Linked DNA regions of Homo sapiens: region 2 is linked to region 1. Evidence: chromatin loops called from intact Hi-C (ENCODE). Cell type or tissue: psoas muscle. All regions are shown on one strand. Each heading gives the region's core, and the rest is flanking DNA. Links, peaks and the distances in the headings are about the cores only.

Region 1 (16,043 bases), core at 3,610-11,609:
GTGACTCAGAAACTTCAGGTGCCAACATAAAGATTTCCTCGTCAAGCAGCAGTTGGACCCAAATCTCTGGAAGAACTGGCTGCAGGACCATGTTTCCCTGTCAAGGACAATGAGGCCTGACATGGCTCTATTTTTTTTTTTTTTTAATGTGTATCATTCTTGAGCCAAAATGGTGAAACATGCTTTTCCCAAGTCTCCTCTCTTCCCAAATAAATGGCAATAACATTCTTCTAGTTGCTCAGGCCAAAAGCTCTGAAGTCATCCTTTACTTCACACATCCAATGCACCAGCTGATTCTCTCCCTTCAAATACAGAACCCAAATTCAACACTTTTCCCCCTGCCTCCCTGGACAGACACTACCATCTCTTGCCTTCCTTTGTAATAACCCTACTTTAGCGCCTGCCAGAGGGATCTTTTAAAACTTCCGTACAAAGTGATGCCTCTCAGATCACATTACATGGGTGGCAGATGATGATATCTATTCATAAGCCTGGCCTTGCACGCTGCAAAACAAGGGGCCATGAGGTTTTACAGTGGTCTGTCTCTGATGGTGGCACCAGGGGAGCACTGTGGTAGACCACGGGCACCAGTGAGATTTGCTTTAAAGGTTAGGGTCACAGTCTTGCACACTCTGGATTTATCATTCATGAGCCAATCTACTCTATTCCAGATCTCTCCTGGGGCAATGAGTTTCATCACTTGCCTATTGTGTAATGAAATTTACACACATAAACATATGTGCATGTATCCGTGGAAATGGAATTTATTTAGTTATTTTGAGGGACTTTATTTTTCCCAAGGCTAACTTCTTTCAGTATTCAGTATTATTGGATGAATAAGTATGTTTATCATGGTTAACATCTTAAAATATTGTTTGGCAAAAGCCATCCCATCCCATCAAAAACATTACTTTGCTTTCTCCTATCAGGAAAATAAAGTCTAAATAGCTAATAGTTGAAGGAGTTTATGTAGCCTTTCCTGCTAACACCCTACACTATCCCCTCATTACAATCACATGTGTCCCTTGGATGCCATGTGAACTTCCTCAGGCAGGTCTCTCTGTCTGGAATTAGGCCCTGCCAGTCTCAGGCCAGTTCTTCTAGCAGTTTCCACATGGTTCATGGGGTTGCCTCTGAGGGGACAGCCCACCTGGTTTCTCCCTCCTGTGACTTTATTGCCGCCACCATTCATTTGGCCCCAGGTATGTGCTGACCTGTTCCCAAGGAGTTGCTGCTTTTCTGTCTATAAATCTGCATGCTTGCATTGTTGGCAAGACTGTCTTTTTTTTTTTTTTTTTTTTTTGAGACGGAGTCTTGCTTTGTTGCTCAGGCTGGAGTGCAGTGGCCTGATCTCGGCTCACTGCAGCCTCTGCCTCCCAGGTTCAAGTGATTCTCCTGCCTCAGCCTCCTGAGTAGCTGGGATTACAGGCGCGCACCACCACGCCCGGCTAATTTTTGTATTTTTAGTAGAGGTGGGGGTTTCACCATGTTAGTCAGGCTGGTCTTGAACTCCTGACCTCGTGATTCACCTGCCTCGGCCTCCCAAAGTGCTGGGATTATAGGCATGAGCCACCGCGCCCGGCCGAGGACTGTCTTTTAATGTTGAGCAACTTGAACACAGTAGGTGCTCAATAATTGAATATGATATGAAAATGTATCATTGATCATACTCTTCATGAATTTCAGAAACTTGATGGTAGTCCCTTTAGTCTTGCCCTCCACAGACCAAACAGCCTTAACACCTTTTACTCTGATTCAGAATGAAGTCGAATTTTCTCCACAACCATTCTCATGGTGCTGCAGATCAGGTGCATTTTATGTGAGAAAAAGTAGGCTGTTTATTTCCATTAAAGGCTTCCCAGTCAGAAAGACCTACATGTGAATCTTGGTTCTGCTGTTTAATGGCTTGTGAGCCTGTTTCCTCATATGTAAAATGGTGATCACTCATCTCACAGGGCTGCTAAACTAGATAGATGGGATGACACATTAAAATCTATTACAGTGCTTGGCACATAGTAGGTATATAATAAATGCCACTGCTTTTCAAAGATGACTTTGAGTATGAAGTTTGATGGAGTCTGGCTGGGGTCACAGATGTTAGACTAAAGCTCTCGGGAAACAGAAAGAAAAGCAGAGACAACACAGATCTCCTTTCAGCAGTGATTTTCTCCTGCCAGGAAGCACATCATTCACCAAAGGCCTTCAAAGATGTAAAGATTAAAGATAACAGCCATGAAATCAGGGCAGATGGACTGGCAGGCAGCTTCCCTTCTGAAACACAGTGATGGTCAGAACTGGCACTGCACATGACGTAGATGAAGTGGTTGCTAATCGAGTGCACTGGTCAATAAGCAACCAGGCAGAACCACTCCTCAATATTAAGAATGTGAAAAATACAATCAGGGCAGTATGATGTGATGTCATCACCCTGATACATTTCTGAAGTCCTCCAGAAACTAACAGACTTGAGCCAGGCAGAGCACAGGGCTGCAGGGCTGTTGAAGTTATCCAGCACCATAGCTGGCCCTCCTCCCCTCACCCCACGACAAGATAGAGCAGGACAGACAACCTGAGGAAGAATGGGCCTTTCATTTGCCCTCACAGTCTGGGAAACCTTTGGGAATTGTTGTTTGCTGTAACTGAATCTTTCAGCCTGAAGGCCTTCCAAGGTGGTCATGGAAATATCTTTAGTTGGGAGAAAAATATTGATGGCTGTTGAGAGAAAAAGAGAGAGCTAAACAAATAATAAACATGACAGTAGGTGGAAAAGAAATAATTCTTAAAACCCAAAGGGAAATTTACATTACGTAATGCCTTCTTTAGTTTATGAACATGAACGCTAACCATGTACATCAAAGAAATACTGGCCCAAATGGGAACCGGGACCATGATTAGAAAGGAGAGGAATACGTGAGTAAGAAATTAAATTCCGGATTATATTGCTTGAGTTTTTAAGGAGCCAGCAACGGTATCTATAGGTGTTTCTAGGGGTGACAGGCAGGAAGGAAGTCCTTTAAAAATCTTCCATTTACAGGCCTGGAAAAATATTTACATCAGTGGCTGACGTCTAAGGAAAGCCACTATATGAAGAAAAACAGGCATGGTATGTGCCAGTATAGAAGTGGAAGAAGATAACAGGAAATCAGTAAAGAAGCTAGTCTAGCAGGCAGACAGCAGTTAGACAGGCTGAGAATACCAAGGACTAGATGGAAAGAGGACATATGTAGGGCAAGAAGAGGAAGGTCATGAAGAGAATGTCAATATCAAACAAAAAGGAGGTCCAAGTAACCTCATGATAGTAGGGCAAACGGGGAAGAGAAAAAGCATTTCTTTCCCAGTGGTTCTGTTTCTGTTCTATTAGCTGCTTTTGGGACATTTAATCTCCCTTTTCCGTGTTTCCTAAGTCCAAGCTTTTGGGTACATTTGGGGGATTTATGGATTAAAATATGTCTTACATCTGGCAAGTACTGAATATTCTCATGAAGCCAAGAGCAGCCTCACAGGTGCCTTGGTGCACAGGGTGCTTTTCAGCACTCAAAGAGTTTTCTTCTCTCTTGCTGGACCATCTCAAGACTAAGAAAAACTGCTTTCTGGAATAACATTCAAAGGAGTGACTCTGGTTGAGACAGGCTCACTCTATCTTTTGCCTGCTTTTGCAGACCACCAGGAAGCTTTTCATGCCCCTCATCCCATAAGCCAAATATTAAAACTGAATTCATTTTTACTTTATTAGTAAATATATCTCAAGACCTATTTTGGAGATACAATGTCATGATTTCCTCTTGAAATTACTGGCAATGCCCAGGAGCGTTATGAAACGCTCTGTGTTTCAGTATTCAGAACCACCATGGTTTATTATCCTGAAAATTGAGCTCCCAACGTGGGGATGAACAAGCTAACTGCAAGGCCTGTTGACCCTGCCAAGAAGGCTTTAAACTGAAAATGGCAGGAGAGAAAGCGTTCTGCTGAAGCTTGTGGAATATGCACGTGCTCTGGAGCAGCGGTCCCGAGCATTTTTGGCAGCAGGGACTAGTTTCATGGAAGACAGTATTTCCATGGATGGGGGGGGGGTTGAGGGGGATGGTTTGGGGATGAAACTATTCCACCTTAGATCATCAGTTCACAATAGGTTCGTGCTCCTATGAGAATCTGATGCCGCTGATGATCTGACAGTAGGTGGAGCTCGGGCGGTGATGCTTGCTCACCTGCCACCCACCTCCTGCCGTGCCAGGGACTGGGGACCCCTGCTCTGGAGGACATCTGATCTGACTGTACAGAGCAAGGCAAGGGGTACCCAGTAAATTCCCAGAAGAAATCACTAGGAAGAAGGGTGGGAACAACACTCAGGTTGAAGTCTGTGTCCCAGAGGATAGATCATGGCAATATGCAGAGTGCACCAATATTTTAAAATGGAAAGTGGAGCCCAGATGACAAACCTCAGAAGAAGAAAGTCACCAGGAGCCTGCAACAGTCAGGTGCAGAAATGAACAGCAGGCCCACTCAGGAGTTACTCAGAGTTAGGAAGGGAGATTTATTTATTTTTCTGTTATTATTACTTTCAAACTTTTTTTTTTCTTCAAACTTTTTATGATGGAAAATGTCAAATAGGCACCAGGAGAGGGAGGAGTACAATGAACCCCCATGTGCCTGTCATCCAGTCCCTGCCTCTTCTATCTGAGCAGGGATACGCTGAGGCAAGGAAGCTTCCAAAGATGTACTCGTGACTTTTCATCCCCTCACTCAGCATAATCTGTAGAGCACCATTTAGGAAAAAAACCACAAAAAAACTAAAACTTTTTAAGAGCACATAAAGGGCAGAATTAAATTTGCTCTAGGCAGTGAGACACCTGAAAAAAGCAGATCAGTAAGTGGAAATAGACAGTAATGGGGCTTTAGAGTAAGATGGAAAGAACTCTATCCCAATAAAGTTCATCTTCATCAAGTTTTTCTCCTGCTTTTCCTATCTGAACTGTACTTAGCATAGCCAAATTGTTAATGGGGACAAGTTCTTTATAAAAGAATCCCAACTAGAGGTGGGAGGATCACTTGAGGCCAGCAGTTCGAACCTGTAGTCTGGGAATAGCCACTGCACTCCAGCCTGGGTAATGTAGTAAGACCCTGTCTCTTAAAAAAGAATTCCAGCTAATAAATGAAAAGGAAACATTTAACACTAGAAAAATCAGATAATCAATGGAATCAATGGTTACTAAAACTATCAGGTGACCGAGTGAGGGGGACTGCACAGTAGAGGAATCCCACCATCCAAGCAGGAAGCAGCGCCTGGAATGACAGCCTCACAGTGACTCTATCCTCCAGCTGCTTCCTTCTTTCCCCAAAGATGAACCCACCTGTGGCTTTGTCAGTCAGGATCCACTTGCGACCTGCACGATCTGCCATAAAGAGGCCTGACAATAACACAGAACTGTTAAAAAAAAAAAAAAAAAAAAGCACCGGGCAAGATGGGCCACCAGCCCCGCTGCGGCGCTTGCAGCCTCCCATGCACATCTGGTGCAGGGTGCACAGCCTCGCTCCTTCCACCCGTGAGGAAAGCCTTCGGCAAGCATGCCAGCACCAAGTGCTAATGTGCACTTAGACCACCAGATCTTAGTTCAGTTGAAGGGAGAGGAGGTCATTTCCCTCATATTTCCCCCTCGCCGTTGGAATTTGTGATGTGATTTTCTTGTAGCAGACTTACCTTCCTAATTATGTCTTCTTTAAGCTAATATGAAAACTAATTTGTATTCCCTAAGTACCCAGCAGCTGGGTCGGGGGGCAGAGGAGATGGTCCAGGCTTACACTGGCTCGCTCAGAGAAATTGCCCAAGGATTTAAAATGTGTCACGAGTAATCTGCGTGACAGATAATCTGTAGGTAACAAGTAAGAGTTGACTATATTCACATTTGTAAAACCAACAGGCCACTTCTGTATCTTAGGACCACTATGAGGATAAATAACATCATGCTTACATGATTTAAGTTCTTGAGAAAAAAAGACACTGTCTAAATTTGAAGTAGTATTGTTATTTTACGTGGGCTTTCTCCAGGAGTCAAAGCAACTGTGTAGTAGCTACTAGACACAGACAAATGGAAGAAGCAAGATTAAAGGCCCTGTCCTTGGTCCCAAGAGTTGCTGAAAATGGAAAGTGTTGGCAGCCCAGCGTTCCACACCCAGCAGCATTGTCCACACAATGCACAACTTGTTTACACACTCTTGGCCCGAGTGTTCACATGCCCTCTTGTTTTACTAAGGTGCTCCATTTAATGAGAAAAGGACTGTCTGGTCCAACAGCAGGGCTGTGAAAGTTTAATTAGGAGAAGGCCAAGGAGAAGGTCAGCTGAAAGTGGACATTCCTAAAATTAAATTTCCTTTTCATTGTTATAATTCAGGTTTTTTTTTTTTTTTAAACAAGGGGTAGGAGTAGGCAAAGGACATGAAATCCTTGGAGAAAAAAATACAAAAAGGTGAAAAAGAACACAGTCTAGGTAACATGGCTGGAAGGAGTTGTTCCAGAAACATTGAGGCAAATTTCATTTTTTCCTTCCAACAAGCCTGCAATAGAAACTCCCAGGCTTCCTTAAGCAGCCGAGGCATTTCAAGAGGTTCAGACCAACCTCAAACAGTGTGGTCCACTGGAGCTTCCTGTGATGATGGGCACGTTCTGTTTGAGTGCTGTCCGACACAGTGGCTACAGAGTGCTTGAAATGTGGCCAGCGTGACTGAGGAACTGATTTTTAAATTTTATTCTGTTTTAATTAAGTTTAAATAGCCAGAGCACAGCTCTAAAACCTTTCCAGAGCTTCCAGTGTGCCAACTCCATATCATAAACGTGCCTCCGACAGACAGACACATACACTCACACTGTGCAACACTCTTAAGAGTTGCCTTTGTTTAAATGGAAACTCAATCTAAATTGGATGCTTTGTATTCACCTAAAATATAGATTTCTGGTATTTCCCTTATTTAAGTCACAGGTTCTTTCCTTTACTGCCATACCTCATCAACTTATTTTAACACCCTCCAGCCCCTCCCCCACCAGGCCTCTGCATGAGAAACTATCAGCATGTGAGAGCAATGCAGTGTAGGTATCTGCATGTTACAGTGCTACGGGAATAAGGAGAGGATGGGCTGGGCAGAGTCGGAAGACTGCTGGACGCCTCTCTAGCGAGCCAATCTGATAGCATGGTCTTTGTAGTCTCACTCACAGCAGTGTCTCGGTTTCCATATTTAGACCCCTTCAATGATTCTCAGATGCAATTGCTAGGCTTTATGATGGCAAAGTTTTTTGTTTTTTTTTTTTTTTTTAATCAATTTCACTTAGAAAATCCCATTTAGGCTCTGAAAATCTCTAAATTGGGGCCTTTCTAATAATGAAGATTTGGTGTAATTATAATGTCACAGGCAATTGTGCTGACAAAGCAAAACCAGTATGTCTCCTTGCCAGGCCTTTGCTCTCAGTCTGACCAATAGGAGGAGAAAAGAGGCTTTGTCAGGAGCAGATGTGCACTGGGAGGCCCCAGGAAAGCAGATCTGTTGAATGAAGCAGGTGCCACTTAGACATTCACTTCACTGACTCCAACCACAACCTCCCCTTCATTTGATATCCTGCTCTTGGCAGAAGGATGGAGAAAGAGCATCGCACAAAGAGGAAGCATGTTTATCCTGTTCAGATTACTGCTTCTGCCAGGCTGCTGCTGCTGTTGGGTTCTGCACATTTGCTCTTTATTAAGCAAATGTCAGAGCTGGGTGCTGGCAAGTGAATCCCTGTATTTACACAGGTAACCTGAGAGCCAGAGGGCCCCAAACCATCCTGGCTGCGAGGGACAAGCTATTAGAGTTAATAACAGTGCACTGGCATTCCTTCAAAATCCTAATGGAAGCATAAATAAAAAGAGGAAAGTCCCCTTTACCCAAGAACCTGAAAAACTTTATAAGAATTTTTCCTGTTCTAATATTGTGATTCCTGTGTGAACAGTGATTAATGCCCTTTTTACATGCTCAATTAAAACCCACTTTGCCATCCATGTATTGAATAGAAATGACTCCAATTAAACTTGTCCAATTATGGCTCTGGATTTGGTATGCCAGAAAAAAAAATCCCTTTACAGAATAGCGCTCACAATGACAGGCACAAGATTCAGTCTTGGTTTATAAGGAGCTGGAATAATCTAAGACCAAAATCTGCCTTTACATACAAAGACTCCGAAAGATCTGCGGACCTAAAGGGAAGGAGAATGAGACAAAGAAGCATGTAACTTGGCCTTGAGGACACCGTGGATGGAGAGGAGACCACAGTCAGTGGTGTCCATCTGCCAGATGGCAGGGACCTTGGGAATCTGTCCGGAAGCCCTGACCTGAGTTGTCTGCTCGGAATGTCCCTGGCTCAGATTGGTGTTCTGTTCATAGGATGGTGTGCTGGCTCATTGAGTTTCCCCAAGCTGAGAATACCCAACACAGGCAGACCAAAGAGTAAATGAATTTGCATCTATTGAAGTACAGAAAAACAAAAAAAAGAGGACATGAAGGTATGCCAAAGGGACTTGATTCCTTTGGGGCCCTGACATGTCGACTAGAGGTATCCAGTCTTTCACATGAAAAGTATCTAAAAGCTACATCTGAAGGACATGGTCATGGCTTAGATGAGCACTAAGAATAAAGAATGACAGCTACTGGCCTATCATCTCATTGTAAAGGCCCTCTGTGTCTACTTTTGATCTGCAGTCTTTAAGCCTTCAAATAGCAGAGCTTAGGTTAGCAATTCCTGGCATATAAACGATGAATGCCCGAGGCCACCCCAGGTTATAATGGTAGAGAGAGAATGACACATCCCCTCTGGATGTGCAGACTACACAAGGAACCTAAACCCGCAAAGAGGGACAGGAGATACTCTCATGAGGCAGTGCTGGTCTTTCTGAAGGTGTCCACAGCTCAGCATCTCTGCAGGAGGCAAAGAAAAGCACCAAAGAACCCTGGCAACTGGAAATCCCTCCAGCTACGGGGGGTATGCCTGAGGAGTGACAGAAAAGGCCTGGTAATTCTAGAGAAGAGAATCTCAGTATGCCTGAGGGATATGATGGGACTTCCACCAGGAACACAGGCTTCCCGAAGTAGGGATCCTTGTGGGAGATTCACTACCACCTCTCTGCGAATGAAGACTCACTGGCCCTGGCCCTAAGCATATGTGCCAGAAGTACTAAGAGTGAACCTCTGAAGGTTACTTCCCTTCCCATTCGGTGTGAGTGATTAATCATTATAATGGTAATAATCATAACAGCAGTTGTAGCAGTGGTAGTCAACAGTTACTGCATGCCTCCAATGCCCCAGCCAGTAAAGAGAGTAGGACTATAGTCTCTGCTACCCCGCAAATTAGTGCCATCAACACATCTCCCAGGATGGGGGAGATTGGGGAGTCAGGAAACTGCCACCTCTTTCCAAGAGCTATTTTGGAAGGCACTTTGGACTTCAGGAGGTCATTATGAAGACAGAGGAGGAGGACACGTTTGAGAAGTGAAGAATCACCACTGAGCTGTCCCTTCCCCTCCTCAACACCATGAAAAGGTTGGGTGAGAAACACACATGGGGCAGAGAACTGTACCCCTCTTTGAGTGTCTAGAATCAAGAGCCCCAGTGAACAGCTCTGTGCTCCCATTTTTCAGCAGCAGCTCTGTTTCACTGTGAAATCTGGAATTCATGCAATAGTCATGGCTCCTGTCAGCTTTGTGACCCGTCAGGCTTCAGATATTTGATCTTTTGGCGGGCTACTATAAATCCATTACAGCACCTGGCTGCAGATACCTGTAGCCTAGAAGAGAAACTTGCACTTGTGAGGAATCCAAGTGGAAATATGCACATGGCCTGAGTCATGAATAAACTCACTAGGAAGTGAGTCTTGATGTCACCACTGTCTCCGGTCTCAGGTTTTCCTGCTTGGACTCTGCAGTGCATAAAAATAGATCAGTTCTCCTCGCAACCCTCCCACCCTGCTGTTTACTGGCTGCGGATTACTGCAGTCACATGGGTAGATTTTTTTTTTTTTTTTAAAAGCAAAGCCATGCTGTTTATGAGCTGAGAAGGTCACTGGAAGACAAAGCTCATGAAGTATTTGTGTTGTCCTCCCCTGTACAGAGAGGGTACAACTTGCCAGGAGACCACAGTGTTATTGATATAGCCCTTAGATCAGCACCACCCAATAGAACTGTCTTCAGTGATAGACATGTTCTGTATCTACACAGTCCATTAAAGTGGCTACTAGGTACATGTGCCTGTTTACATTTAAATGTGAATAAATTATAATTAAATTAAAAATTCAGTATCTCAGGGCGTATGTGGCTATTCAGCACTTGAAATATGATTGTGACTAATAACTACCTTTTACATTTTATTTCATTTTAATCAACTTGCATTTAAATTCAAATAGCCACATGTAGCTAACAGCTATCATACTGGACAGTACAGATTTAGATGTTAGGTTTTGGTATCATGTTTTTATTTGCCTCTGCTAAGATTTACCGTGAGTCTTTGACTTCTAAAGTGAGTAAAACATAGCTGCCACCATTCTTTAAAATAATCCTGCAAAGGAGTCACCACACCAAGTACTAGCATAACCAGATGAATAATAAAGGCCATGATTTTCATTTGTATTATGCCTTCTTTACTTCCTAGGTAGGCTAAGCTGGCAAGAGGGAGTGAAGGGGAAGAAGGGAGTTTCATTGGGCAGTAGAAAGAGTACTGGAGATCTGGTATGATTTCCAGTCTTACTATTTAAGAGCTGACAGATCCTGGGCAAGTCCCGGTTTTAGCTGCTTCTGAACAGGGCTCAGAAGATCTATTCTACTCAGTTTACTGGGTGAAGGTAGAATAATGCAGACACTGCTTAGCCATTTGCAAGAAGATGATGGTGGCAGTGGTGGTGGTTGTAGCAGTAGTAAAAAAACAAAATGAAAGAATGGACAATGAAAGGAAAAAGATGAAGACCCTAAATAATTATGCTCAATGTGTATAGCCAAAAGGCAAAATTACAGCCGACTGAAATGGTTATTTTCCTGGTATGACATCTACCAACATGCTTCCCAGAATGAAAACGATTCATCTTAGAGAAAAGTTAGCTGACTTAAATGGGAAAGTCCCTGTCTGCAAAGAAAGCCTATTTCCCAGGGGGGCGTGTGGAAGACACTAAGAGACACTGCTGTCCCAAGGTGCTGCACCACATACAGTTCCCAGGAAAAGCCGCCGGCTCCCAGCTCAGCTGGAGCCACAGGCAACGCTGCATACTCCCCTCACTCCTCTTCATTTTGATCCACAGCTCACAGCTCTCCTTATATTACAAGAAGGAATCTTTTCAGGTCTAGGACTATCCCCTCCTCCCCCTCTATTTAAAAAAGGCCTGTGATTCCAAAGGAGAAACAGTTGTAATACACATGAATCTTCATTTGCTTTTTCTTACAGAACAGGCGATGCCTCAGCGCAGTCTGAGACCAGCACTCTAGTGTCTTCATTTTCTCTCAAGGCACTCTATCAACAAGGGAGTGGGTGGAAAAGACCATTTACCTTACAGGAGGGCAGCCTAAAAATCCACAGCTACCAGCTGTGCTGCTCTTTGGGGACCTTGAAGATGAGAGGCTTGTATCCTGGGACTCACAGCTCACACAAAAAACAGTTGCTTAGGGGCTGCCTGCTTCAAGTCCTGAGGCACTGAGCTTACCATCTTTGGATAAAAGCTACAAATAGTATCACAGTGTCATAGAACACAACAGCACTTTTAAGGCTATTATGCTTATGGTGACTGAAAACGCACTCTTACACTAAGACTATTTAATACATTCATTTATTTAAACTTTAAAATAATGAGGCAAAAAGTGATTTAGTACACACTGGAATAGCACATCAGCAACCTTTTTGGGGAGAAACAATAATACAGTTCCTAAATTAACATTTACATCTCAGTGGACTCTTGTGAGAACAAGCCCATATACTGATGTGTCCAGGGAACAAGGAACACAGAAAAAGGTGGAAGGAGATGTGTTTTACAGTCTAACATGTGGAGGATTGGCATCATCCCTCTCATTTTTAAAGAGTTGGAACAGTGGGACATGCAGTAAGTAAAAATGGATGATGGTGGTGACAAAAAGGAAAAAATGGCAAAAGCTACCTTTCATGATAGAGTTGAAATACAATGCATCTGTTGAGATTTGAAGACACATTGTGCCATTTTAGGAGTAAAAAGGCCACACTCATGACCGCAAACTATGTGCAGAAGAGAACAGCAGCCCTAGACAAAGGCAAGTGATAGAGCCTTTAAACAATGTCACCTTGTATTTTCTTCAGTCAAGGTTACAGAAAGGGCTTCTAATCTAGTCCCATTTTTACAGCATCCACCTCTGCAACATACATCTTCATCTGCGAAAGGCAAGCATTCGGATCCGTCTTAAAGACAGGAAAGCAGCGTCTACATAGTACTGTGCACTCCAACATATGTGAGGAATGATGGAGAAGAAATTGATGCTGACAGCTAAAGAATTTTATATTTATGATGCATCCCTGTGCCAGGCACTATGCTAAGAACTTGACAGGAATCATCTTGTTTAATGCTCACAACTTCCTTCTGAGTACAGAACTATCATTATCCTAATTTTTACAGTTAAGGCTTAGAGAGGTTAATTTGCTTGCCTAAGATTACAGAGCTTGTTAGAGGTTCAGCTTTTAGGGTCTCCAGCTCTGCGGGACCTCCCCTCTCCATTGCTCCTCCTTTTACTCTCAGTGCTATACCAGGTATCTACAAAGTTAAATGATCCTCACCACCACCTTCTGTAGCAGAGGTTCTTAACCTTTTTTTGTGGGCTGGAGATGAACAGGGGTGGGGGTGGGGGTGGGAATGCCTCTGGTCTAGTTACACATTCAATCAAAGCTAATACCCTCCCTGCTGCTAGCGGAGGCAAAGAAAAAAAAAAAAGCTATAGATACCAAAAAAAAATACAAATACCTTTGTATAGAATTTCTCAGGGTCCATAGACCCCAGGTTAAGAATATCCTATTGGGCTGGGCGTGATGGCTCATGCCTGAAATCCCAGCACTTTGGGAGGCCGGATCATTTGAGGTCAGGAGTTCGAGACCAGCCTGGCCAACATGGTGAAACCCCATCTCTACTAAAAATTTAAAAAATTAGCTGGGCTCTCTCAGGAGGCTGAGGCAGGAGAATCGCTTGAACCCAGGAGGTGGAGGTTGCAGTGAGCTAAGATTGTGCCACTGCACTCCAGCCTGGGCAAGACAGAGTAAGACTCTGCCTCAAAAAAAAAAAAAAAAAAAAAAATTCTATTGAGCATTGCTGAGATTAAATTCTGCTGAGAAAACATACATATTTTAAAAAGTTTTTAATAAGGTCAAAGAAAACAGGGATGTGAAAAGGTGAAGATTGTCTAGTGTAAAAAGATAGAATGTTTTTCCCTAAAGAAATGTCTATATTAATTTAATTTGGCAGTTGGAATGCATAGTAAAATGTACGTTTGTTTTACAGCACAGTAAGGCAGGGTGGGGTCTTATAATTTTATTTTTTTATTTTGTATTTTATTTATTTATTTTTTTGAGACGGAGTCTCGCTCTGTCACCCAGGCTGGACTGCAGTGGTCTAGGCTTACTGCAAGCTCCACCTCCCAGGTTCACGCCATTCTCCTGCCTCAGCCTCCCAAGTAGCTGGGACTACAGGTGCCTGCCACCACGCATGGCTAATATTTGTATTTTTTAGTAGAGACGGGGTTTCACCGTGTTAGTCAGGATGGTCTCGATCTCCTGACCTCGTGATCCATCTGCCTCGGCCTCCCAAAGTGCTGGGATTACAGGCGTCAGCCACCGCGCCCGGTGGTCTTATAGTTTCAGAAAATATGACGTTGAAGTCTTAAGGTGGAACCTCAGCAGCAAGACTGTTGCCAGGACCAGCCCAGAACGTGGGACACGCTACCCTGAGGATACTTGCGAAGGGCTGTTCCTTCTCTAAGTGTAATGACAATGCCTTGTCATCAGCTTTAATTTTTATTCTATTTTATTTTTATTTTTTATTTACTAGGAAGTCTCACTCTGTCAGCCTGGCTGGAGTGCAGTGGCACAATCTTGGCTCACCGCAACCTCTGCCTCCCGGGTTCAAGCGATTCTCCTGCCTCAGCCTCCCAAGTAGCTGGGACTACAGGCGTGTGCCACCACGCCCGGCTAAATTTTATATTTTTAGTATAGACAGGGTTTCACCATATTGGCCAGGCTGGTCTCGAACTCCTGACCTTGTGATCCGCCCGCGTCGGCATCCCAAAGTGCTGGGATTACAGGCGTGAGCCACCGCACCCAGCAGCTTTAATTTTTAAACAGCCCTCCAGTCCATTTCTCTTCATTCAGAACATGAGGAGGGAGGGTTGAGACCCTAGTCTTAACCAGGGCAGCATAGGTGGTTTCTGAGTCTTCAGTGCTGACCAGCGGAGACAGATGTGCTCTTCAAAATCTCTGGGGGACCCCAAGCAAGGGCTGTAGGCAGAGCCAAGTGGAAGACCCGGTGAGGAGCTGGGGAAACAAATAAGCCAATAAACTCGCTCCAGGCAAAAATGAACACGCCCCTGACCCTTTCCCCAGGATCCACAGCCCTACCACCTTGGTCTCAACTTTGTTAGAGACAGGTGGGAAGGCTGAAAGAGTCCTGGCCTAAACTGAAGGGCAGCAGGAAGGCTTGAGCAGAGGCTTCTAGGAGCTGATGAAACAACTCGTCTGCTGGGGTTCCTTCCTTCTGAATATCATCTACTTCCCCTTAGTTTCCCTGGCTCTAAATAGCACCCGTAGCCCACCACCCAACTCCAGTCAAGAAGACACATTCACTAATTGCAAAGTACTCTGCTCACTGAAAATGTTTAAGGCTGACAGCCAGCCAATGATGAGTTCTGCAACCGGAGAAGCATACAGACCTGTCGGCTCCTCTGGCCAGCAAAGGCAAGCCTGTGTGTGTGCAGAGGGAGGGCTGCTGAGCCCGGGGCACTCAGCAGCATGAACCTCCAGGGTACCCCTACAGCCCTCGGAACAGCTGGGCAGATGGGTGCTGTGGCTAAACTAGACTAAGGCAAGCAGCCTCTGGCAGGGGTGGGGAAAGGTTTGACATTTCCAAATTTATTTGTTCAACAATGGTTATCACCCTGTATTTGTGGAGTCTAGGCAGGAACCCAGAGCTCACATCAAAGGGAGACAGTGTAGTACAGTGGTTTGGAAACAAATTGCCTGAATTGTCTGCCACTCTCTATGTGAACTTGGTTAAGTTACTGAAACTTTCTGTGTCTCAGCTTCCCTATGTGTTAAATCAGTTTAACAGTGTTTACTCATAAAGTTATCATGCGTTTTAAATATAATGCATGTAAAACACTTAGAATGCTTATACATAGTAAGATTATGTAAATTTTGTTAAATGAATAAAATAATGATACAACAGGATTGAGAGACAGAATGCAAGGTCAACAGCTGAGAAGTATGTTGATGTCCTAGGTCAGAGAGCTCCACAAGTGGGGTATGCCTTGCTAACATCTTTTTTTTTTCTTTTTTGAAATGGAGTCTCACTCTGTCATCCTGGCTGGAGTGCAGCGGCATGATCTTGGCTCACTGCAGCCTCGACCTCCTGGGCTCAAGGAATCCTCTCACCTTAGCCTCCTGAGTAGCTGTGACTATAGGCATGAGCCCAGTGCTGGGCTAATTTTTATATTTTTTGTAGAAACAGGGTTTCACCATGTTGCCCAGGCTGGTCTTGAACTCCTGAGCTCAAGCAATCCACCTGCCTCAACCTTTCAAAGCGTTAGGATTATAGGCATGAACTACTTTGTCGGGCCTCCACTAACATCTTTATTACAAAAAATGAAATTGAAAAAAATCAAAAGAATATAAAGGAGAAAGTGAAATTTCAAAGTGCAAGAACACTTGCTTCCCTCACCTGGTCCATCTCTGTGATGAAAACTCCCTATAACCCTGAACCTGGGGAAAGCTGGGGTAGAAGCAGAGGAGAAAACTTGAGTCAATTTTACAGTTTATTAGTGGTT
Region 2 (16,043 bases), core at 3,844-11,843, 57 kb before region 1:
TCCTGAGTAGCTGGGACCTCAAGCACGTGCCACCATGCCCTGCTAATTTTTAAATTTTTTGGAGAGATTAGTCTAACTTTGTTGCCCAGGCTGCTCTTGAACTCCTGGGGTCAAGTGATTCTTCCACCTTGGCATCCCAAAGCACTTGGATTACAGGCATGAGCCACCCTGCCCAGCCATTATTTTTAAATACTGTTTTTAAATAGGCTATACATAAACACAGTACAAAATTTCACAAAGAGGCCAGGCTCAGTGGCTTATGCCTGTAATCCTGGCACTTTGGGAGGCTGAGGTGAGTGGATTGCTTGAGCCCAGGAGTTCAAGACCAGCCTGGGCAACATAGGGAGACTCCATCTCTACAAAACAAATACAACAACAACAACAAAAAATCAGCTGGCCAGGTTCAGTGGCTCACACCTGTAATCTCAGCACTTTGGGAGGCCGAGGTGGGAGAATCACTTGAGGCCAGGAGTTCAAGACCAGCCTGGCTAATATGACAAAACCCTGTTTCTACTAAAAATACAAAAATTAGCCAGGCATGGTGGCATGCACCTGTAATCCAAGCTACTCGTGAGGCTGAGGCAGGTGAATCACTTGAGCCAGGGAGGTGGAGCTTGCAGTGAGCTGAGATGGTGCCACTGCACTCCAGCCTGGGTGACAGAGCAAGACTCTGTCTCAAAAAAAAAAAAAAAAAATTAGCCGGGCGTGGTGGTGCATGCCTGTAATCCCAGCTACTTGGGAGGCTGAGGCAGGAGAATTGCCTGAACCCGGGAGGTGGAGGTTGCAGTGAGCTGAGATCATGCCACTGCACCCCAGCCTGGGCGACAGAGCAAGACTCTCAAAAAAAAAATGTACTTTTTTCAAAAAGTTGCAAAAAATTATATAGTGAAAAGCAAATCTCCCTGTCCCCACTACTCCTTCATGCTCAGATTCCTTTCCTAGAGGCAGCTAGTAGGGATCGTGGCCTCTCTGAGGTCACACAGCAGGCCACTCCCACAGCCTGGGCTGGTCCCACCCTCCCATGAAGATGTGGTCTTCCCCACTTTCTCAGTGCCCTCGGCTGTCCCACACCCCCACTTCCTCCAACTGAGAGGCTGCCCTTCCTACACAGGCCTGCCCATCCCCTGGCTGGTGGCCTAATTCCTGGAGGCGCTTTCTCTGCCAGTGTGATATGAGTCCATGTAACCATGCCTTATCTCTCCGGGGAGAATTACAGGCTCTTAGGAAAAACCTCTGGGGCCAGCCAGGACCTTCCCACCCAAGGGCAGCTGCCGGAGACAGGCCACAGGCTCAGGACGGAGCCTGGGTCCCTCGAGAGACATCCCAGAGCTGCTGGGAGTGAAAGGTTTGCCAGGTGGGTGCAGGGGGAGAGGCAGGGCTGAAGGCCCTTCCCAGGAAGGTAAGAAGAGCTGCCTCCAGTCTCAGGCTGGATAAATGTCCCAGGGGTCCCCCCATCCCGCAGGCCTGCCCCCTGAGCTGAGGCACCCCCCCCACTCACCAGTGCTCTCTGGATCCACCCATCCTCCAGGCCTGCTTCATCCCCTAATGCCCCCACCCCCAGGAGCCTCTGCCACTGGGCCGTGTTGCTGTCACCACACACGGTCTAGCCTGCTATGGTCTGACCGGGTCCCCTCCACCAGAGTGACCCCCCACATTAGGGCAAGCAATGGGCCCCAGGACCCCAGAACATCAGTGCCAGTGACAGCCTCAGAACAGACCTGTCCACCCCCAGTAAGGAAACTGAGGCCCAGCCCAGGAAGGCCTCACATCTGCGCAAGGTGTCCTCAGAGGCCTCCCTGGGTCTTTCCTAACGCTTCCCATCCAGAAACCTCTCTATGAAGTGATGGTGGGAACAGCTAACGCCCAGGACGTTGAGGAGACATCGCTGGTTTGTGTTTCTCTTCATTTCGATGCAGAGCTGAGAACAAGGAAAAGTAGAGGCATTCAATGGCCCCAGCAACGTAGGGTGGAGCCTGGAGGCAGTGGGCAGCCGGGCTCAGATTACTGCCCCACTCTGGAAACAGGGCGCGGGGCCAGCAGGATCAGTGGCCATTACTAATGCATATGCTGGCTGGGGCCGAGCGGCCATCTCAGCCTCCCTAGCTGGGCGGCCCGGACAGGCCTGGAGGCCTTAGGGCCTGGGGTCGTCCCAGGGCCCCCTTTATGCCAGCCCTGCCTCCGCTATGGCTCTGGGGCAGTGCCGAGAATGACCTGGGCGGTGGGACAGTCAGCCCCCACAGCCTGAGGGCTCAGAGTCACAGGAGGGAGGGGTCAGGCCGAATCCTGGTCCGGTGCTCTCATGTGACATGATCCGCTGCCCCCAGATCCTCCCAAGACACATCTGTGCCCAGCTGCCTCCCCTGGCACTGATGCCACCTCAGATTTGAATTTCATCTTTGCAAGGGAAATGGCCTGTGTTCCTGGCAGGGCCTCCATCTGGGATGTCTCCTTGCTCTTCCCGGGGTGCTCTACCCAGACCCTAGATGGGTAGCTTGCTTTTCCCTAAAGGCAGGATGGAGACAATCCCCGGATCCTTGGGCACAGGGCTTTCCTGGGCTGGGCCTCAGTTTCCCCACCAGGATTCCTGATGCCTTCAGTTTTATTGATAGGTCTGTGTATGCCCTGCCTTGCTGTGGAAAGGACTTCAGGCATTTTGTACCTAACAACCCACTCAGTCTCCTGAGGTACGGAGGCCGATCTCTGGCCTGTTTTCCATGCGCGGTCACATGCTTCAGCACAGAGAGCTTAAGCGACTTGCTCAAAGCCAAACAGAACTCACCCAAGGTCACAGGCCAATCTCCTTATCGCCAGCCCAGGGTTCTTTCCACCGGACTTGTATACCTTCCCATGCATTATTTGCACCCGGCTGGCAGGGCAGTCATCGACCACATCCCTCGTCTCACTTTTCTGGAACATCGACACCGGCCTCTCTGCACTCCCTCTAGCTGCTCTTGACCCACTCCTGTGAGCTGGAGGACGTGAGTGTTTAAAATTCTTAGCCAAATCCTTACCCTCCGGAAAGAAGACAGCCAAATAATGTCTCTGTCCTTCTCCGGGGAGGTCTCATCCCTCGAAAGCCGCCTGTGTCATCCTCATTAGAGTCTCATTCTAAAGTCATTCATTCAGGTCCGGCCCAAATGCAAATATGACACATTCACACACACACACACACACACACACACACACACACACACACACACATTCACATTGCAAGAGCAGCTACAATAAAACATCTTTAATTCATAATTTGACATTTGTGATAATAAGAGCGGGAGAGAATGTACCTTTGCACCCTATATGAAGAAAAAAAAAAGGCTGGGTGAGGTGGCTCACACCTGTAATCCCAGCACTTTGGGAGCCTGAGGCAAGCAGATCCTCACCTGAGGTCAGGAGTTTGAGACCAGCCTGGCCAACATGGTGAAACCCCATCTCTACTAAAAATACAAAAAATTACCCGGGCAAGGTGGCGGAGGCCTGTAACCCCAGATACTCGGAAGGCTGAGGCATGGTAATTGCTTGAACCGGGAGGCGGAGGTTGCAGTGAGCCAAGATTGTGCCACTGCCCTCCAGCCTGGGCCACAGAACAATACTCTGTCTCAAAAAAAATAAAAAGTGTTGAGTAAATAAATAGCATGACTGTGAAAAGAGACATATTTAATATCCTACAAGAATCATATCCACTGGTTCAAGGTTGTCTTCCAGAGTTATGGCAGGGAGACCCGAGGACAGGAATCTGTCTCCTCAGCTGAATCCTGGCCTCCGAGACTCTTCGTATGAAACAGACCTCAGCACCATTTGGGCTCCTGCAGAGCACTTATGAGCTTCCTCTGTGTATGCTAACGGTGCCACACTTCCTAAACCCCAGGCTCCACTCCCTCCTGTGTTACCTACCAAGATGAAGAGCCCTAATTAGGCAGCGGACTCCAAACCTCCTCAAAGGCTGTGGGCCTCCCTGAAGTGCAGTTTGTGGTTGAGTGTCTGGCTCAAGCATCAGTTCTTGGTGCCCTCGATCATGGACAGGATGGTGGGGGATTTCTCCGAAATCGGGATATGTTCTGAAAGAGACACCCAGTAGGCTTGCACAGAACAAGGCTGCAGATACAGAACCTCTCTAAAATGCCAGAACTGACTGTTTCCGGGTGCTTCAGAAATAGACCTGACAACCCGAATGTCCACAAAAGGGAGTAGTCATAGGGATACTCCCTGAGAAGTGCATGCTTAGGTGATTTTGTCATTGTGTGAGCATCACAGGGTGTCCTTACACAAACCTAGATGGCGGAGCCTACTCTAATTCATGATGAGGTCTGGCTGTTTTGTCCAGGCTGGTCTTGAACACCTGGGCTCAATCTTCCTGAGGTAGGAGGCAGGACTCCACTCAGGAGGTGAAACTTGACTCCAGAGGCTGGGCTGGGACACCACACCGAATTGATTTGACGACTCTAGCTACAATAGAAATGGGGCGAAAGCACCTGCCCATATGACACACCCACAGATGCTATTGCAGTTTACTGTTGCCATGCAACAACCGGAAGTTACCACCCCTTTCATGGCAAGATCCCCAAGTTACCACCCCTTCCCATGGCAATGACCTGATGACCTGGAAGTTACCACCCCTTTTCTAGAAATGTCTGCATAATCTGCCCCTTAATTTGCATGTACTTAAAGGGAGCATCGGTAGGAGTGCAGAACTGCCTTTGACCATAAGTCACCTCATTAGCAGAAACTCAAGTGGTATGGAAAGGGCTTCTTATCAATAACAAAAGAGGCTTCCATCACTCAGAAAATTCCAAGGGTTTGGGAACTCTGTGCCAGGACCCAGGAACAAAGACCAGATATTTTTCATATTATACCACACTGCCCACGGCGCCACTGGGAATAGAGATCTGAAATTTGGATGGACACCATCCTGGAGGGACAGACTTGCCATCAACAGTTTATGGCTGTCGTGGACGTTGGGGGTGTGGGTGACATCCCAGAACACCAGCTACATTTGTTTCCTGAAGCTGCTATGACACGTGACCACAATGAGGGGCTTCAAACAACAGAAATTGGTTCTCACAGTTCTGGAAGCCAGAAGTTCAAAATCGAGGCAGGGGCAGGGCCTTCCCCACCTGCTGAGTGTGTCTGTTCCAGGGGTCTCTCCTGGCTGGTGGGAGCTATGGCAGTCCCTGGCGCTCCTGGTAGACGCGTCACTCCAGGCTCTGTCTGCACCATCACCTTGTCTCCTGCTCTGCTGTGTCCATCTCCCCGTGTGTCTCTTATAAGGACACTTGTCATCGCACTTAGGAACCACCTGATAATCCAGGATGACCTCCTCATCTCAAAATCCTTAATTTAATTACATCTGCAAAAGGCCCTTTTTCCAAATAAGGTCCCATTCACAGGTTCTGGGGATCCAGATGTGTATGTATCTTTTGGAGGACACCATTCACTCCACTACACCAACCTTGAAGAAGGAGAACCCAGGCGAGGACCCTGGCTTCCCAGTAGGGAAAGAGTCTGCAGGCACAGGGACGCTGTGGCCCGGTGTGACGAGGGCAAGGGTGTGGGAGACGGAGCTGGGAGGCATTGGGGTAATGATCTGCCTCTCTGAGGTCCTTCGACCTGGGGAAGTGGGAGTCTGGGTGCTGAAAGCAGAGAAGCCCCTTGGTGGAGGAACATCTTAGCAGGTTCCCCTACTTAGGTCATTGGAAGGCTTGCAGATGAGCACGTGCCTGGGGCAGGAAGGCCTCTTGTCCAGTTCTGATTCCCCAGGCCTGACACTGCTTTCCCAGAGAACTGTCGGGAAGAGAGTGTACACCCTGCCTCATGCTGCAGATGCTGGTCCTCAGGAAGTCCTGCTTAGCATCTCTCCTCATGCCCTCATGCTGCAGCCCTGGCAGATGGCCCCGTGTTGGGCTGGGAGACATAGGCACAAGGTCTTTTGTTTTATTTTTATTTTGGGGACAGGGTCTTGCTCTGTCATCCAGGCTGTAGTTCAGTGGTGCAATCTCAGCTCACTGCAGCCTGGACCTGGGCTCAAGCGATCCCCCCACCTCAGTCTCCCGAGTAGCTGGGACCACAGATGCATGTCACCATGCCCGGCTAATTTTTTATTTTTTTGTAGAGATGGGGGCCTCCCTGTGTTGCCCAGGCTGGCCTTGAATTCCTGGGCTCGAATGATCCTCCTGCCTCGATCTCCCAAAGTACTGGGATTATAGGTGTGAGCCTATAATCCTGGGCAGCAGAGGGTCTCTTGGAAAAAAACACACGTCAGGATTGGAGGCTGCTTCCCAGCTCCCTGGTGACAACTACGTGTCTTTGGCTTTGGGGGACAGGTGGGTGGGGAGGGACCCAGCTGCCACCTGGAAGAGACGGGCCAGTCGGTCTTGGAGCTTCATTCCCAGCCTCTGTCAACTTCAAAAGCAATTTCCTTTATTGCTGGTGCCATGGGCTGCAACTCTGGATGAGCGAATCAATGGCAGGAGCAGGTGGGCACAGTTAATACCTGTGTTCAGCTTTATGTTTTCTCAGTGGTAAACAAAGATAACCTGAACTCTAAACAGTCAGTTCCAGGCAGCCCGCAGAGCTCCCCACCCACACTCCTCTCCCTCATTAGATGATGGGCTCATTTGAGCAAAAGGCCTCAGAGCCCTTCCTGGACACCAAGACTAGGGCTGGGTGGGAGTGCAGGGTTCCAGGATGAGAGTCCTGGCACCCCGGCTGGTGGGACGAGCGACTCTGCCTGAGGAAGCTTCCTGCCACTCTCCCGGCCCCCCGCCTGCTCCAGCATCTCAGTGCTCCACAAGCAGACAGTCCTATCTCGCTGCAATTGCTGTGATTATCTCGTTACTCCTGGGGCCTCCAGGCCTGGCTGGCAGAAGGGCACAGGGGCACCTGGGCACCCCTACCACCTGCCCCCCATCCAGTGGGCAGGGGCTGCTTCTGCATCCTGCTGGACCCAGGGCTGGAAGCTGGGGGCAGCTCTCTGCTGGGTGGGCACCTGGGCCTGTGTTCAGTCTCCGGAGGCTGCTAGGGGCGGGGTCCCTCCCCTCCTAGCCTCCTCCCTACCCATGTCTCTGAGGGCAGGACATCATAACTTGGCAGGCCCTCCCTGGCTGACAGTGCACAGCCCCTCAGGGGGCGCCCCTGCAACACCCCAGATGTCAACCCCAGGCTGACCACGGGGATCCCACAGCAGTTCCCATGGGCTTAAGGGGTAAGCCCCCTAGTTACTAGGCTTTCGAACTCTTACCCCAAATGTGCTGAATGCTTTCCATACCTGGGCCTGCAAGGCAGGCACGTTAACCTCATCTACTCCAGGTAAGGAAATAGACTCAGAGACTGGTGGTGTGAGCCCAGGGCACTGAGGGGTTCCCTGAACTTTCCACCCATTGCTTTGTTTGACCCCACGAAGCCCCTTAAGGTGGGCACGCTTGTTATGCCCTGTGCATAGGTCAGGAAATGCGGTGCCTTGCATGAGGTCAGCCAGCCAGGGCATGGCAGCCACCATGGTGCCACGCTGCATGGACCCGAAGGAGGCTGATTTGAACCCCACCTCTCCGGCTAGGGACACCTGGACATTGGGCCTTTGACGCTTCTCTCAGCCCTGACCCCACAGTCAGCAAAAAAGTCAATTCTAGAAGCCGCCTCTATGAAGCCCCACATTCTCTCTCCCATGCTCACACCCCGCATCGTCTCTGGGATTTCCAGCTGTCTCCTCTCCTCCTGCCCTCGGCTTCTGTCCATCCTCACCGCCTGTCACTGCCGTCCCCCCACTGCCTATGGGATCACATGGAAAGCTCCTACCCTCCAAGACCCACCATAACATGACTTTCTGGGCCTCCTGCCCAGAGAAGGAAGGGTCTCGCCAACCCAGGCCGCTCCTCTCCCACCTCAAGCCCCGGGCCCATCCCCCAGGAGGGAGGGGTCTCCCCCATCCTCACTGGGGGGTCTGTCCCAGGTACTGCAGGAGGGAAGAAGCACTTCTGGCTGAGGATCAGAGAAGCTTTCAGTAAGAAGCAGCTTTTCAGGTGGGCCTGAAGGTGGGCTGGGGGTGGGTCAGGTGGGTGGGGGCAAAGCTGAGGTAGGAAGGCTGGCTCTCTTCTGCCACCCAGCCCAGCTGGCCCCAGGTCCCCAGGTATCAATATTGAATCGTCCATGTTTCTGCGGGTGCGGGACCCCTGCAGCCTGAGGTGGGGGGATGGCCAACCTCGAACCCGAGGACAGACAAGCAGGGCAGATCCCATCTCTCCTCCCCATGAAGAACTTTCTAGGCTCCCTAGGCAGCCAACCCACATCAGCTCAGCCCAAGTCAGCCCTCCTCAAGCCTCTGCCTGCAGCCAGGGCCCAGCGCCTGCTGGAATTATGACAGTGTGTTTTGTGTGTGTGTGTGTGTGTGTGTGTGTGTGTGTGCGCGTGTGTGTGCGTGTGTGTGTGTGTGCGCGCGCGCGCGTGCGCAGCTTCTGTAATATGAACCAATAAATGTTTTCGATTTGCACACCTTTGACCCGAAGACACCACTCATCAGAATGTATCCTAAAGAAATTCGCTCTTTCGCAACAGCCAGAAATTGGAAACTGCTCAGCTGTCCTTAGGATGGGCTTTGAATCAATCAGTCAAAGCCAGAAGATGAAACACTATGCAGCTGGTCATTGTCAACAGAATAGAATTTTCCCAAATGGGAAAAGGTTACGCAGTGAGAAAAGGAAGATACAAAAACAGTGTATACAAAATGGTCCCATTTTTTATTAAAACGAAGTGCACATTGGAAAAAAGATGCAGGAACCTGCAGCCGACGGCAGCCAGCGCTTTTCTGGGGTTTGCGTTGTCTGCCGTGGGCTTCCCTGCGATAGGCAGGACTTCTGTAATGGAGGCCAAACATATGTTTTCAAAGGAAATTAGAGAAAAAAGAAAAATAAAATCCCAAAGCATCCAACAAATTCTGCTGGGCCACACACCCAAGGCACACAGGCATGCGGGCCTGGCACCACCCCCAACACCCTCCCACCCCCGCCCCCAGCTTTTTCCCCAGCTTCTCTCACTCAGGTAATGTGATCCCCCCAGGGGAGGGTCTCCTTCCCCAGACTCCTCTCCATAAGGCCAGCCGTGTTTCCTGGGCCCAGGCCCAGAAGGGAAAGGCCTCCTCAGGCCTCGTCTGAGAGCAAAATTATCTCTGCTTCCCATACATGGTACTTCTGGAGTTGCAGTGGGTCTGCAGGACCCTCTGAGATTGGGAGGTAGAGGGGGCGCTCCCTGCCTCCCCATTGGTTAATTATTGTGTAATAAGATACGGAATTGGCTCCTGGCCGGCAGAGACAAAGAGAAGAAATATGCCTCAAGGGTGTCCCATTTCTGTGCACTGTGCTAAGAGCTTGACCTAGATGATTGAATTGAAGCCCATCATGCTCATGAGGTAGGTATGTTTCTAGCCCCATATTGCAGGTGAGGAAACTGAGGCTCACAGAGCTTAGGTAACTTGTTTAAAGTCACACAAGTCTGGGCATGGTGGCTCATGCCTGTAATCCCAGCACTTTGGGAGGCTGAGGCGGGCAGATCGCCTGAAGTCAGGAGTTCAAGACCAGCCTGGCCAACATGGTGAAACCCCGTCTCTATTAAAAATACAAAAAACTGGCTGGGTGTGGTGGCAGGTGCCTGTAATCCCAGCTACTCTGGAGGCTGAGGCAGGAGAATCACTTGAACCTGGGAGGCAAAGGTTGCAGTGAATCGAGATCACACCACTGCACTCTAGCCTGGGCGACAGAGCGAGACTCCGTCCCAAGAAAAATAATAATAAAATAAAATAAAAATAAAGTCACATGAGCCAGGAAGCCAGCACAGTGCTGGTCTCCCAGGCTTGTCCCAGTGGTGCCAGGTCCTAGCCCCTTTCCTGGGTCATCAGGGAAGAGGGAGCTCACTTCTGTTGCTTAGCTGAGGGCCGTGGGTGGGACAGGTCTGGTGAAGCCCTCTGTTCCCAGCCCTCGTCAGCTCTGCCACAGGCAGGTGGGACCTGGGAGCCCAGCCATGGACCGGCTGTTCCTGCTGCCTGCCCCTCTCCCAGGACAGAAGGGACAGGGCTTACCCCTTTAGGGCACGTGCCTGATTGCCTTCTGGATGGTAGAACCTGTTCCCAGGTGAAGCGGGCTCTCCCAGGTGGCTGGAGTGGGAGGGGCTGGAGTTTGGAGTCCTGGGTTTTCCCCATATCCAGGGAAGCAGGGACCAGTCCCCTACGCTCCTCTCACCCTCAGGGGACCCCCTTTGGCTGTGCAGGCTGGCCCTTTGGGGAGCCTGAGTCCTCAGCACCAGGTGTACTAGTCATGTTGCTCAGCGTCACCTTGCAGGACAGCAGGGAACGCAGAGGGAGGCTGAGGAGGGACTGTCTGAGGTAGACAGCAGGGGACAGGAGGGCGAGACTCAAGCAGACAGAAGTGAGAGAAACAGAGCCTGCAAGATCAGGAGCACACAGATTCACAGAGACACTCAAAGCTTGGGAGGGCGCCCACTGGGCACCGGCAGCCTCTGTGGGACATTTTAGCAGCAGGGACTGAGGGGTGGGCCAGGGGATAGGACCAAGGTAGAGTCACCAGACTTAGAAATAAAAATACAAGGCCAGACGCAATGGCTCATGCCTGTAATCCCAGCACTTTGGGAGGCTGAGGTGGGCGGATCACTTGAGGTCAGGAGTTCAAGGCCGACCTGGCCATCATGGCGAAACCCCATCTCTACTAAAAATACAAAAATTAGCCAGGCATGGTGGTGCACACCTGTAATCCTAGATACTTGAGAGGCTGAGGCAGGAGAATCGCTTGAACCCGGGAGGCGGAGGTTGCAGTGAGCCAAGATTGCACCACTGCACTCCCAGCGTGGGCAACAGAGTGAGACTCCGTCTCAAAAACAAACCAAGAAAAAGAAAAGTACAAGATTCCCAGTCAAACTTGAACTTCAGACAAATAACAAATACTTCCAGTATAAGTATATTCTGTGCAATATTTGGGACATACTTATACTAAAAATGTACTCATTGTTTATCTGAAGTTCCAATCTGAATGGTGTCCTGTATTCAACTGGGCACCCAAGACCCAGGGCCTTTTTCTTCAGCTGCAGAGGGCACTTGGAGGGCGTCTCATTGCTCCTTTGGGCCAGGGACGTCCATCTCCATGCAGCTGGGAAGGGGCCTTCAGTCCTGTGCACGCACAGTGGAGGCCAGGCCTTGCCCCAGTGTGGGGAAATGCTGAGCCCCCATCCCCCCGACCAGGACCCCGCCCTCGAGTGCCGGCTCAGACCTAGAAGCCACTCTGCACGACCTGCACCGCACTGTCCTATGGTCCTGGAAACGTGTCAAGGAGCTCGGGTGGGCTGAGGGACTAAGCCTGTGGGTTCCTCAAGGGGTGGGACAAGTGCCCAGAGGAGACACAGCCTCTGCTAAGGGTGTCCAGGGGCCCAGGCCTGGTGGGGAGTGACCAGGGAAATACCACCACCCCACCACCCATAGGCAGCTTGGAACAGCACAGAGTGCCCGGCTGGAAGGGAGCTCCAGCCCTTTGCTTTAATAGATGAGCATCCGAAGGCCTCCAGAGGCCGCTCAGGGTCTAGAGCCCAAGCCCTGGGGCCCTCAGGGCAGTGCTGTCTGCTGTGGTGTGGAGTGCTCCCTTACCTCGGTGGCCTCTGGCCATGACATGTGACTGCCCCTCATGGAGGTCTAGCATTTTCTTTCTTTTTTTGAGACGGAGTCTTGCTCTGTCACCCAGGCTGGAGTGCAGTGGCATGATCTTGGCTCACTGCAACCTCTGCCTCCTGGGTTCAAGCAATTCTCTGCCTCAGCCTCCTGAGTAGAGTAGCTGGGATTACAGGCACCTGCCACCACACCTGGCTAATTTTTGTATTTTTAGTACAGACGGGGTTTCACCATCTTGGCCAGGCTGGTCTTGAACTCCTGACCTCGTGATTCGCCCACCTCGGCTTCCCAAAGTGCTGGGATTGCAGGGCATGAGCCACCGTGACTGGCCGGGTCTAGCATTTTCTACTTAGCAAAGTTCTCTCCCCTCCTCTGTCCCATTTGAGGTGCATAGCCACTCCAGACAACAGACGGACCGGCCAGCACTGCCCTGGTGCACAGCTGGAAACCAAGGCACACACGTCTAGCCCAAAGTTGTACAGAGAGATGGTGGAAGAGCTCCAACCAGAAGCAGAACCCATCTTGGCTGGGGACAGAAGGAGGAACCCAGGGCAACGTGTTGCTCATTCTTCAGCCAGTCTGGGGTGGCCTGGGAGCCCAGAGCTCAGAATTCCCCAGTGCCTGCTGGGCTGAAAGGGATTACTTCTGACCCTCTCCATCACCTCAGTTTCCCCACCTGTGAAGTGGGTGGAACTACGCTGTCATCTCAGGCTCATAGGGGCCCAGAGAGATGCCCTGTTTGATTACAAAATGGATTAAAAGTCTTGGTGTACTTGATACAAGTAATTCTATCCTGCACACAGATAGTTTCATTGAAAAGCAGCCTCGGGTGGCCTTTCACCAGCCTCCCTGTCCCCTGCTCAAGCCCCTGCTGAATGGGCTGTGAGGGAGAGAGACAGAAAGGCGATAAGCTCCTCCTGGAGCCCCAGACGTATTGCTGCAGCTATGTGTTCCTACTGAGGGTTCCCAGTTGGGCAAGGGCTTCCAGGCTGGGCCCTGATCTTGCCCTGCTCCTGCCCACTTTGGGTGCTGGTCTCTGTGGGAAGGGCCATGGTGGCCCTGGCAAAAGGGCTGCAGGCCAGAGGGCAGGGTGCCTGCAGGACACAGGGAAACGCTTGGGTGCCAACCACCTGGCCACAGTGTTCCCAAATTCCACTCACACTGGGCACCGTTGCCAGAGCCTGTGTCTCTCAATGCGAGAGAATCCTGAGTGAAAAATGCTCAGATCTGGCATCTGGCCAAGACCTGGTCCCCTCATGTCCCCTGGACTATCAGGTGGAGGAAAAGTGAGTCAACCCAGGGGAAGCAGCCACGCTGCTACAAAGGCCACCTGAAGACTGTCCCTTGCCACATCACCACTGGCTGGAGGTTCCGTGTAACTCTGTCCCCTCCTTCTGTGGGGCTTTTGTTATTCTTTTTCCATGAACAGCTCTTTTTTTTTTTTTGACACAGTTTCTTCATTATTTTTTTTTTGAGATGGAGTCTCGCTCTGTCACCCAGCCTGGAGTGTGCAACAGCACAATCTTGGCCCACTGCAACCTTCGCCTCCCAGGTTCAAGCGATTCTCCTGCCTCAGCCTCCCAAGTAGCTGGGATTACAGGCGCCTGCCGCCACGCCTGGCTAATGTTTTTTGTATTTGTTGTTTGTTTGTTTGTTTGTTTTTGAGACAGAGTCTCACTCTGTCACCCAGGCTGGAATGCAGTGGTGCGATGTCGACTCGCTGCAACCTCCACCTTCCGGGTTCAAGTGATTCTTTTTTTTGTATTTTTAGTAGAGACAGGGTTTCACCATGTTGGCCAGGCTGGTCTCAAACTTCTGACCTCAGGTGATCTACCCGCCCGGCCTCCCAAAGTGCTGGGATTACAGGCATGAGCCACTGCGCCTGGCCCGTGAACAGCAATTCTGTCGGTGGTCTTTCATTGTCTGCTCCTCGGAGCCCTTCTGGAAGCAGGCCTGAGATAAACAAGCACATAAACGAAATGTGTCCCGGTGGTTTTCAGGAAGTTGGACATTCATGGAGCAGCATTATCATCTCCACAATGACCCCCTCTCCTCCTCCCCGGCGGGGGGCTGGGAACCATCATGCTGGTATCCGGGCCTCTGGTGAACTTGGCCAGTAGCAACCACAAGCTGCAAATGGCTGCTGTGTGTGGCCTGAGACAGGCACAGGCTGGGATGGCAGGGGCTGGACTGCTGATTTCAAAATGGTTGGAAAGTCCCCTGGACTAGAGACTGCTACTTTGGAGCAGAGCAGCTTTCTCTGTTGTTCAGCTGATGCTGTATTGGAATACAGCTCTAGAGTAAAGTTTGAAATTCATAGCTTTTGACCAGGATCTGTGACTGACACAGTCAGCCCAATGAGGCCAAGGCATCTCTAGAGCCCAGGATCTCAGGCTGGCTCCCTGCCCACTGGAAGCCTCTGGGCTTATCCAGGGACACCCAGGATTTCTCTCCTCATGTACAATGGACAGAGGGTCAGTGTGGCACTCAGACCCAGTTCAAATGCTGGCTCTACCCCATCCTAGCTGAGTAACCAAATTATTGAACCCCTCAAGCTTCCATTTTCTTTCTTTTTTTTATTTTTTGAGATGGAGTCTCGCTCTGTCACCCAGGCTGGAGTGCAGTGATGTGATCTCGGCTCACTGCAACCTCCACCTCCTGGATTCAAGCGATTCTCCTGCCTCAGCCTCCCAAGTAGCTGGGACTACAGGCGTGTGCCACCACATCTGGCTAATTTTTTTGTATTTTAGTAGAGACAGGGTTTTGCTATGTTGGTCAGGCTGGTCTTGAACTCCTGAGCTCAGGTAATTTGCCTGCCTCGGCCTCCCAAAATGCTGGGATTACAGGCGTGAGCCACCGCACCCAGCCTTAGCTTCCATTTTCTCATCCATAAAATGGCATAATAATGCTAACCTCACACGGCAGAGGTGAGGAATGGAAAGACCTACCCAATAAATGTCACTTCCCTCCTCTTGGGTTTTAAAATTAATCACAGTTCAGGAAAAGGAAGCCGTGTTCATTAACAAATCCCATTCAACGAACCCCATTCAAATTCATTCAACGAACATTTAATGAATGCCTACTATGTGTCAGACAGGTACTGTCAACTTATGGGCTTTGGGACCATCGGAGATGGGGGTCTGAGCTTGCAGGTAGTGAATAAAGTCAGGGCGAGATCTCACCCTGTGTGGTAATAAGGCATTTTGTACCTGGATTTTTTTTTTTTTTTAGACAGAGTCTCGCTCTGTTGCCAGGCTGTAGTACAGTGGCGTGATCTCGGCTCACTGCAACCTCCGTCTCCCAGGTTCAAGCCATTCTCCTGCCTCAGCCTCCTGGATAGCTGGGACTACAGGCATGCACCACCGCGCCCAGCTAATTTTTGTGTTTTTATTAAAGATGACATTTCACCACGTTGGCCAGGATCGTCTCGATCTCTTGACCTCGTGATTCGCCCGCCTCGGCCTCCCAAAGTGCTGGGATTACAGGCGTGAGCCACCACACCCGGCCATATCTGGATTTTCATGATTAAAACAGAAGATACAACAAATGTGAGAAGAGTCTTTGGGAGGAATATCTTGGTTTTCTAATCTCATGACTGAGAGCAACCTGAGTGAGGTGGCCAGGGGTCTTACAGGTAAGGTCAACACCACCATGTTAACAGTTCTCTAAATGTGGCTCAGCTGAAACTAAGTCGGGACTGGCTCAGCACCTAGGACAGGTGGTCTGAGTAAGTTCCTGCAGTTGCCCCCAGCAGAGTTAAGCAGGGCAGAGCGGACTCCATCAATCCCAACAAGAGAGGTGGAGGTCAGATGAGCCTCTCTAGGGACAAACGGAGGAGCCCGAGGAGTCTCCTCTGCTCTGCAGCTCACTAGCTGGATGGCTTGAGCAAGCCACTCAATCTCTCCAAGTCTCAGTTTTCTCACTCGTAAAATGGGGTTATCCTGAGAATCAGATGAGATGATGTCCATGAAAGCACTTTGTAAACAGCAAAGTGGTACTATGGAGGCCGGGAGCGAGAACGCTTGGGTCTGAGCCTTCATCTGCCAAGTGCCCTCTGAGTGAACTTGGAAAATGCACACTCACAGGAAGCCTCAGATCTTCCCACCCTTCAGAGATCTGAGGGGAAAATGAAAAAGTGTTTGGGTCCTGGCACAGTAGCTCACACCTGCAATCCTAGCACTTTGGGAGGCTGAGGTGTGCAGATCACTTGAGCTCAGGAGCTCAAGCCCAGCCTGGCCAACATGGTAAAACTCTGTCTCTACCAAAATACAAAAATTAGCCCAGGTGGTGGCGGGCTCCTGTAATCCCAGCTACTCGGGAGGCTCAGGTAGGAGAATCGCTTGAACTCAGGAGGCGGAGGTTGCAGTGAGCTGAGATCACACCCCTGCAC

The links. Peaks named below come from ENCODE experiments on the same cell type or tissue, not always from the same donor. Only the 100,000 strongest peaks of a DNase experiment are listed, where the experiment ranks them.
Region 2: a loop joins it to region 1, with 2.6 times the contacts of the local background. A loop is called at or near these places in 2 of 110 quality-filtered maps.

What each region holds. Positions count from the first base shown.
Region 1 is chr7:129,733,535-129,749,577 of GRCh38, reverse strand. All of the region lies in intron 10 of NRF1 (nuclear respiratory factor 1), which reads right to left. Among named protein-coding and RNA genes, the nearest start is that of MIR182, 29 kb to the left of the region's middle. In psoas muscle, for the core only: no CTCF peak of the experiment used is centred there; DNase peaks (open chromatin) are centred at 8,337 and 9,957; H3K27ac peaks cover 4,632 bases.
Region 2 is chr7:129,790,595-129,806,637 of GRCh38, reverse strand. No RefSeq gene overlaps it. Among named protein-coding and RNA genes, the nearest start is that of MIR183, 24 kb to the right of the region's middle. RefSeq lists enhancers at 3,462-3,961, 3,962-4,463, 6,415-7,026, 13,716-14,216. In psoas muscle, for the core only: no CTCF peak of the experiment used is centred there; a DNase peak (open chromatin) is centred at 8,347; H3K4me3 peaks cover 280 bases; H3K27ac peaks cover 1,410 bases.